Regions from separate parts of the Mus musculus genome. Here region 1 is linked to region 2. A link is a contact called in ENCODE Hi-C data. All regions are on one chromosome and are shown on one strand. The core of a region is the stretch at or near the end of the contact, and the rest is flanking DNA. Distances in the headings are between cores, read along the strand shown.

Region 1 (4,728 bases), core at 513-3,012, 550 kb before region 2:
CAGAGAGGCCCGGTGCAGCCTGAAACTCTTCAGCCTAGGCAGGTGCAGCCTAGTACAAGCCGTCGAGGCCTGGTGCAGTCTCTCCTGACTCCGTATGGCCTGATGCAGCCAGGTGCAGCTCAACTTGGTTTGGTGCAGCCTGGCATGGAGCAGCTAGGGGAAGAAAGGCGTGGCTTACTGCAGCCTGGCATGGATCAGCCTGGTTTGTTGCAGCCTGGGACAGATCAGCCTGGTTTGTTGCAGCCTGGGGCAGATCAGCCTGGTTTGTTGCAGCCTGGGGCAGATCAGCCTGGTTTGTTGCAGCCTGGGGCAGATCAGCCTGGTTTCTTACAGCCTGGGGCAGATCAGCCTGGTTTCTTACAGCCTGGGGCAGCTAGGCTGGACAGGATACAGCCTGGGATGGTTGAGCCTGGTGCAGGCCCTCAGGGTTTGGGTCAGCCTGACTTGGCCCCACCTCCTTTTATTCACCCTGGTATATTTCCTCGTGGTATATTTCAACCTGCTACACTTCCACGTGGTTTCAGACAACCCACTCCAACTCAGCCAGACTTTGTAACACCAAGCATAGACCTTCGCTTTCCAACAATGGAGGTTGAACCTCAGCAACCACAATTGCCCCAGTTATATCAGCTTCCTACAGCACTCCAAACCAGGCAAGGTATACTTCCTGAAGGGGTCCATCGGATCTCAGGTCAAAAAGCCAAGACAAGGACAGTTGAAGTTCAGTATGATATAGAAGAGGCTGGCCTGCCTGAAGAAGTCCAGAGAGTTGAGGTGGATACCCAGGTCTCTTGGGAGCTAAGTCACCTTGACTCGGCTGCCCCAACTGCCCCAGAACAAGTTATCACCGACTCCAGGACTCAGGATTCCTGGAACTATCTCCAGCAGTTCTCATCAGTAAGCGAGACTCGTCGAGAGCAGCAGCGGCAGGAGTCACTGCCTCCAAGCTTCCCCATGGCGGTGGAAACACTGCGCCTGATCGGGGAGCTCATCTCCCTCTATTTAGAACTGAAGGAACAGTTGAAAGACTTGGACGAGGAACTGGCCGGCCAGACTGACTTCGAGAAAATCCAGTACCTGATCACAATGATAGGTGAGCATCCTTTGCCACAGAGGGAAAGTAGCCTCGCTCCCTCTCTCCCTGGGGCAGAACACACTCCTACCCAGACCTGACTCCACAGGTGGCGGCGGCAGCAGCAGCCTGTGGGGAGGCCAGATGTGTATATAGCAGAGTGTGAGACCAAGCCAGCAGGATTGGGGTAGACTTGAGAGAGGCATGAAGCAGGCTTCTGGGCCTTTGTCAGGGCAGCAGAGATGAAGGTGTGCAAGGTGAGAGCATAGCACGGGGGGAGGGGGGGCGTCAGGGGGAGAGCTGCAGAACGAAGCTCACCACTACCCAGTCACAGCTCTAGTAGTAGCTAGAGATGGCAGAGGCAGCAGGAGATAGATACCTAGCAGTCAAACACCATGTTGAAAGACACGTGTCCTCTCCTCTTCTACCTCCTTGCCCAATTACTTGATCCAGTGAAAACAGGATCAAGTAATCTACTGACTTGACCTCTGGGCTCAGTTCATTATTGAAAGACTGTAAAACAGATTAAAGAGCCCAAAGGGAATCCTACTCCCTGATGCTGGCCTCCATATCCCGTAGTCAAAAAGACCATACCCCAGGACCTGGCAGAGCAGCTGAAGAGCCTAAAGACGTTGAACAAGGAAGTTCGGCAGGACAAGGCAAAAGTGCGTATGGGAGGGTCGGCTTCCGTAGTTCTAAGTTAACAATCGCGAGCACTGTTAGGAACTCTCTAGCGATGGAGGCCATTGCAGGAGGCTGCTGGGTACCCACCGCCTCACCCATGAGATAGAAGAGGGGCTGAACAAGCAGTCGGCGGCCTTCGGGAAGCCGCCACTCAGGCCTGTCTGACACCTGGCTTCCTCTATGCTTGTAGCTAGAGAAGATACAGAAGTTTGTGGACAGTGCTGCTGACACCACCGGAGGGAAGGGAGTGAAACCTAACCATCTGAGCTTGCAGCTGGGCATCCTCAGGTGACACTCCTTCGCCACCTCGGGGGTGGGGTGGTGGGGTAGGGTGGTGCATCTGGCCTCATGGTTAAGGCTCAGGTATAGAGGCAGCCTTCCACCTCCCCACATCCGGCAATGGTCATTGTCTCTCATCTGGATTGTACCGGCTCCTCAGGGTGTCCTAGTCTTTACAAGATCTGGTAGAAGGACTCCCCCCACCTCAACATTCCTAAAATGGCAGCACCAGGACTGGGAGGAACGCCAGTGTCCCTCCTTGGGCTATGACCCACCACACCACCCCCTCTCTGACTTGGGATCCCTAGACAGAGGCTCCTGGTGGCCTTATTGTGCTGTGTGTCCCACAGCCAGGCCTCTGCTCTTCTGAGCAAAGGGTTCTGGGCAGTGGTGGGACGAGCTGCTCTCTGACCGCTCCAGAGTCACCGTGTCTGACATCGAGAAGGAGCTGAACGAGCTGAGAGAGAGCCAGGACCGAGGCAAGGCCACCATGGAGAACTCTGTCTCTGAGGCGTCTCTTTACCTACAGGATCAGGTGAACAGTCTGTGGCCAAGGTCCAGGGCCCCTCCCAGGGTCAGGGTAGAGGGTTGGCAACCTAGCCCTCACCAACCTGGAGACCAGCCATGGGGGGGGGGGGTGTGGAGTCACTTTTCTGTTGCTGTGATAAAATACCATGACGAAAAGGGACTTCGAGAAGATTAGCCCTTCACGGCAAGGAAGGATAGGCAAGTCTGGCTGCCAGAGCCGGAGACTGGCAGGCTACATTTCCACCAACACAAAGGAATCAACAGCCATGGACCAAGTGTTCAAATGCACAGGCCTCGGAGGGCATCCAAAGCAGTGCAGAACAGTGGGAGCACTTGACTGCCGCTCAGCTGGGTCCGAGCAGGGGCACCAATGCAGGAGTTGAAATACAGGCTCCTCCCCTGCCTGATACAGGCTCTTCTCCTGCCCGATTCCTACTGTGTATTTCCTTTAATTTATATATCATAAAACACATCTTCAGTTCCAGCACTAGGGAGGCGGAGGCAAGCAGATCTCTGAGTTCAAAGCCAGCCTGGTCTACAGGGTGACTTCCAGGACAGCCAGAGCTGTACAGAGAAACCGTGTCCTAAAACAAACAAACAAACAAACAAACAAACAACCCAAAAGAGCAAAACAAACAAACAAAAACACCTTTTAATCATATTTTGTTATTTTTTTAATAAGTTAACATTTTACATCATTTCCTCCTTCCCTTTCTTCCTTCCCACAAGCTGTCCTATATACACTTGGTTGTTCTCTTTCAAATTCATGGCTTCTTTTTCTTCCATTCTGTGTGTGTGTGTGTGTGTGTGTGTGTGTGTGTGTGTGTGTGTGTGTAAAAATATAAAAGTGCATCCTGCTCGTTCCGTGTAGTGTTCCTCGTCCGTATGTTGTCAGGACTGGCCATTGATATTGGCATGATTCCCCTAGAGAAGACGCTCTCCTGATCTCAGTATTCCTGGCTTGCCCATACTTCTTTGTGAGGCTGAGAGGCCCCAGGAGCGCTTCCTGCCCCTCAGTAGCTTCTCTATGGTGTCAATCTTGTTTGACAATTACTTTTAGTAATGTGTGAGTGTGTGCATGCGTGAGGGGAGGAGAGTTGCTCAGGGAATTCTGAGGCACAGGACCCCTGGAGCTGGAGTTACAAGTGACCCCCTGATGTGGATGCTGGGACCTGAGCCCGGGTCCACTGGATGAGCAGCGCATGCGCTTAATCGCGGAGCCAGCTCTTCGACACTCTGTCTTTTATTTTATTGCATGCTTTGGAACTTTTGCCCTCACGTATGTGCACCACATGTGTGGAGTCCTCTTGGAGTCCCAGAAAAGGGCATCAGGTCCCCTGGAGTCATAGATGAGCCACCATGCAGGTGCTGAATCCAGGTCCCCTTAGGGAGCAGTAAGTGCCCTTAGACACTGAGCTGTCTTTCCAACTCTGGCGTCCACTTTCATTGTGACTCAAAATAATCTATTCTGTGGCCAATAGAAGGTTCTCCCTCTACCCATCAGGTGGACAGCTGGGTTGCTTCTCCTAGCTACTAGGATTCGTGCTGATGTGAACACGCGTGTGCCTTTTCTCTTGGGCACGGACCTTGGAGTAGAGCCTCCGCATGGTACGGTGACTGAACACTCAAGAAGTTCACTGGCTGCTTCCCCAGATGAAGCCCTGGTCGGCAGGGCATGCCAGTTTCCGGTTTCCATGTCTTTGTCAACACTTACCCCTCTCTTTTAAGATTTATTCTATTTGTTCTTAATTATTGGAGCCTGTGTGTGCTTGTGTGTGTGTGTATGTTTATGTGTGGTGTGTGTGTGCATTGTGTGTATATGTTTATATGTGTGTTTTGTGTGTGTATGTGTGCCTGTGTATGTATATATGTGTATGCATGTGTATTAGTGTGTGTGTGTATGTATGTACATGTTGTGTTTTGTTTTGTGTGTGCTGTGTTTGTGTATGTATATATACATGTGTGTTATGTGTTTGTATATGTATATGTGTGTGTTTTGTGTTTTTATATGTATGTATGTTCTGTGTGTCTTTGTGTTGTGCGTGTATGTGTGTTTATGTGTGTGTTTATGTATGTGTGTTTGTGTATGTATATGTATATGTGTGTTGTGTATATGTGTGTGGTTTGTGTTTTGTATGTGTATGTGTGTGCATGTGTTGTTGGTG
Region 2 (4,538 bases), core at 1,460-3,959:
TGCTATGCAGGGCAGTCAGGCTTTGTTGGTCAGTTACTCCCAGCTTCTCTCGTGTTTTCCCTTGTGCCTTTCCCCACTCCTCTCTGCATTATGCATGGCTTGTGGAGTTGGAGAACTGCAGACCTGTGCCCCGGGCACCTGAGCTCTTCTCTGTAAGAACGTGGACCACCTATTGTGAGCAGCCTCATAACTTTGTGCCCAGGGCTTCTATAGTCATCCCCACTGGAAGCTCGGTGGAACGTGGCCACCTATGCCAGCCTTGGGATGTGACCTGGGGCGTTAGCTCTTGTCTGTGTTACCAGCAGAAACGGGGCTGCAGAGTATGGCTCTCTGCCCTCAAAGGGCTGAAGAGGAACCCTCTTTGCTTGGCAGTTAGTGTTTTGTTATTTTAAGCTCTGACCCAACATAACAAGCACATCTCAGAGGGGGGAGCAAAGGGGTCTTGTTCTCCAAAGAGGAAAGAGGCACATTCCAGCAGGTCTCCAGGCATCTTCCCAGTGGGCTATTTAAAGCAGAGCCAACAGACACTCGGTGCCCAATATAACCTTGCTCCCCAGCCGTGGTCAGGGGGAGAGGGAGCCCTGGAGCTGGGCCCCATTGACTGGATACACCCTAGGTTTGGGTGAAGCCAAGCAAAGCTACTGGTAATTTTGTGTTTCCAAAACGATCAGTCCCAGGTTTGTCCAATTACTTCTAAACCAGACTTTATGCCCCAAACCTGGGGGAACTAGAGTCTCTCTTAATGCTATGTTTGGTAGAACAAATGGTAGCTTTCTCTGGTCCAGGAGGGAGAACAGGCTTGGCTGCCACTGAGGCCCACTGGTGCCCAGGCCGCTTGTGCAGCAGATTTGGAACCTTCTGTGGATGCTCCACAGGCAGTGATCAGAGAGCTAGCACAACAGAGAAGGAAACTGGCCGAGCTGGGGGACCGATTAGTGTTCCTGGGTGTGGCATGGGACATGGAGGTTCTTGCTATATAGTAAGTGTCCTGTAGGCCAGACAGCAGAAGCTTGGTCCCACAGTTTCTCTACTTCCTCCTTGTCTACTTGATCATCCAACTCCAGCTCCCCACACGGATGAGGGCAAGCAGCGTGTCTGTGCCTGATAAGAGTCATGGGGGCTCTCAGCCCCTTTTGTCCGTTGAGGAGCATCTCGAATGAGACATAACCAACAGATGTGAGAGACCTGAGAGGTCAGAGCCTAACCAGCAGGGCAGAGATGCCCACTGTGCCTGTTGAGTGTTTGAGCAACTCCATCAGTGCTGGGGCTCCGGTTTGGAGTCAAAAGTGGGTGCTTGAAGCCTTGGTGGTTCTGCTGCCCTGGTCCCCAAGTTTTCTAGACAATGGAGAGAACTTCCTGCTCTGGTGGCCAATAGAAACTAAGCGAGCTCCTCTCCTGCAGCCATAGAAGCTGGGCCTCCCTCTGAGCTCAGGGACTGCTGGAGCCTGTGTGTCCCAGATGTGGCTCAGCTGCAGTGCAGTCCCTCTGTTGCACACTTGTTAGTATTACCACAGGAGTTAGCTTCCCAGTCCCACACAAACCAGAGTGCACCCCCTCTGCTGAGCCAAAGAGACTCTCGGCCCTCCCCTTGGTTTCCAAAACTGAATGATGTTTTTCTTTCTTACTGGATAACAGTGTGTTTGCTTTGGAAGGGACGTCTCACGGGGACTTGAACCCCAGTGTGAGGACAGGAGGCAGAAGGGCTTAGCAGCCTCCTCTCGTGAGGCCCTGCCCAAGAAGGTTGTGCTTGCCCTGCACAAGGACTGAAGAGAAGAGCTGTCTGGGGGCAACCATTACAGTAGTTAGTGTGGAAGAGACTCTGGGGTCTTTTCCAAACTCATTCATGTAGTCACAAACTCCTTTCCAAACTTGGGGTTTGAATTAGGGTGCATATCCCTGGCTCAGTTTTCAGAGATCATTGCCAAAGGAGGATCAGGGGTCCTGGTAATCTAAGTGGGTGCAGAGACTCCTCCCTAGGATGATCCTGAGCCGGAAGCACACAGCGGTGAGCAGGTCAGAACTCCAAAAGACAGGAAAGCTGCTGCTCTTGTCCAGCATCCAAGTAGGCAGTTCTGCTGCTGGCTCTACCAGCTCCTGGGGCCAGAGGCCATTCAGCAGGCTGGGCACACCTTGTCCTGAGCCTTCTTGAGAACCAGGGAGGGCTCAGCCCTAATCCTTTCGGAAATGGAGGCTCAGCAAGATTGGGGGCCATATCCTAAACTCACTGAATAGAAAAGGTTTAAATGGATGTGTCCAGCAGCCCCCAGCCCCTGTGCCACACACCGAGTAGCAGTACATCCCCCTTCTCTAGTACCAGGTCCCAGGGGAAGAGCACTCAGGTATACACACAGAGGAGGTGACTAAATTCCCATAGGAGAGTGGCCTAATATATCCCCCAAGACGTTCCTCTCCGAGCTCATGCTAAGCTGTGACTCCTCGCCAGAGATACGAGACCCTGGCTGCCCTCCTTTCCCGATCCTGTCACCTCTAGCCAGTGTCTCTTACCTGGGAGCTCAGATAGTGGGGAGCCTCGAAGAGGTGTCCCAGTACAGAGCCTCTATGTACCTCCTGGAAGTCCTTTGGCCACCACCTTTGACTTCTTCACCAGCGCTGCCACTTTCCTGCCTAGGCGGCTGCTTCTCACTCGGGCACCTCCTGGTGCTAGCTCCCGGTTGCTGACAGCCAGCTGCTGTCCAGCTTCAGCGCCTCATCGCTTCAGCTTTTTTGTTGTTGGTTGTCCTGGAGATCTAGGTGTCAAATTACAGTTGTGAGGAGGAGCCCAGGGAGTCCTCCCCTGAGCTTGACTTGCCCTTCACGCCCTATGCCTTTCCCTGCCTAGAGGTCCACTCTGCTCTCTGGATCCCCAGACGGCTCCCTCTCTTATTCTTCCTCCTGTTCTGCCCTCCTCCTGCCTTTGAGCCAGGCTGTAGGCTGTAGGCTGTAGGCGGAGGGCTGGGGTTGGGCTAATGACAGAAGTGGTTGGCTGTGGTTCCCTGTGGAAATAACCCCGGGGGGCTCCGTCTGAGGTTGCCAGAGGAAGAGGGTGGAGTGACTCGCTCTTGGGTGCCCCAGCACCCTCTGGATGGCCTTTTTGGCTTGTGTCCCTGACCACCCTGGTCTGTCTCTTGGGCCACACTCTGGCTGCTCTCTCTGCCCTCTGCCAGAAAGAAAACCGGGCTACAGGATCACCCAAGCACGTCAGCAAGCTTTCAAGCAGCCCTCTGGTGTGGTACTCTGCCATCTACCCAGGGGCATCTGGGGGGAAGATGAGGATCCTAGATACTCTAAAAGTAGTCTGCGCCGGCCATGGTAGTGCACACCTTTAATTCCAGCACTTGGGAGGCAGAGGCAGGTAAATTTCTGAGTTCGAGGCTAGCCTGGTCTACAGAGTGAGTTCCAGTACAGCCACGGCTACACAGAGAAACCCTGTCTCGAAAAAAACAAAAAATAAGTAAATAAGAAAAAGAAAGAAAGAAAAGTAGCCTGCTTGTTTTAGTGAGGGGCCTTGGGTCCTTCTAAGAGAAAGGTCACTGCTGGTCTCGTTCTGCTCAGCTGTCTGCATGACAGCTCTGTTGGCCCATTAACGTTTGTCGGTCTTGCCACCAGCAGACCAGGCTGCAGGGGGAGGACTGACCTCAGCTCTGCAGTCAATGGAGCCCTTTGAATCTGAGCACAAAACCCCAGTGAGCCAGGGCTTGGGGCAGGGTGTAGACAACCATATGGTCACAGTGCCTAGATGCCAAAGCTTCTCAGAGACAGGACAGGCCACCACTGTACAGGCAGAGGGAACATTTGTCGTGTATATTCAGTGTTAGTGGGAGCTGGCTGCAAGAGCGCCCCCCAGTGGCTGTCTCAGCTGTCTTCCTGCCACTTCTATGCAGTTTTAGGGCTGTTCTTCACTTTGCTGGAGGGACCCTACTTCTTTAGAAGGTGGCATTGCAATTTGCTTTCCTTACAGTAGCCTGCTGTGTGGGGTCAGATCCGCAAGCAGTATTCAGACTAAGAAAACCCTCTGTTCCAAAGCTGTTAGTGCCGGCTAATCTTAAGCCTGGGCACTCAAACTGCCCTGCCTCGCGCTGTCTCTTCTGGTTCCCAACCCTGTACCACATTTCTGGCACTAGAGATGACTGTAAGGACCCTGATAGAACAGTGGCCTCTCCCAGGGCCTCAGCCTGGGGATCCGAAAAGAGACTGGCCTCCTGCACCAGGTGGGCTTCCTGCCACCAGCTTGGGCAGGAAGTGGTTATCCGCAGGGGAACATCTGGAGTTAGAGGCTGAGAGGGAGGCTCTAGTGAGGCTCTAGTGAGGCTGGATCTCCCTGGTGAGTGGGCTCACGAGTGACTAGGCATGATGGCCGCTCTCAGCATTGTGTGCCTCTAGCACAGTGACTCTCAGCCTTCCTCATGCTCTGGCGACCCCCAACCATAACATCCTTTTTGTTCCTTCTTTATTACTGGAATTTTGCTAGTTATAAATTGTAATATATGTTTTTTGGTGGATAGTCTTAGGTAAACCCTATGAACGGTCTTTCAAGCACC

What was found. Hi-C counts contacts between places; a loop is a spot of excess contacts on that map.
Region 1: a loop to region 2 is called in a map of T-helper 17 cell, with 2.1 times the contacts of the local background. The contact joins the promoter of Qrich2 here to the promoter of Smim5 in region 2. A Hi-C loop is called at or near these places in 1 of 37 maps with a recorded cell type or tissue (T-helper 17 cell).

What each region holds. Positions count from the first base shown.
Region 1 is chr11:116,451,381-116,456,108 of GRCm38, reverse strand. Qrich2 (glutamine rich 2) reads left to right here and starts at 1,762. Exons shown (of 14, transcript NM_001033267.2): 1 at 1,762-2,044; 2 at 2,456-2,570. The coding sequence starts at 2,526.
Region 2 is chr11:115,898,310-115,902,847 of GRCm38, reverse strand. It overlaps Smim5 (small integral membrane protein 5), which reads right to left and starts at 2,709. Exons shown (of 3, transcript NM_183259.3): 1 at 2,506-2,709. All of the region lies in intron 7 of Recql5 (RecQ protein-like 5), which reads left to right.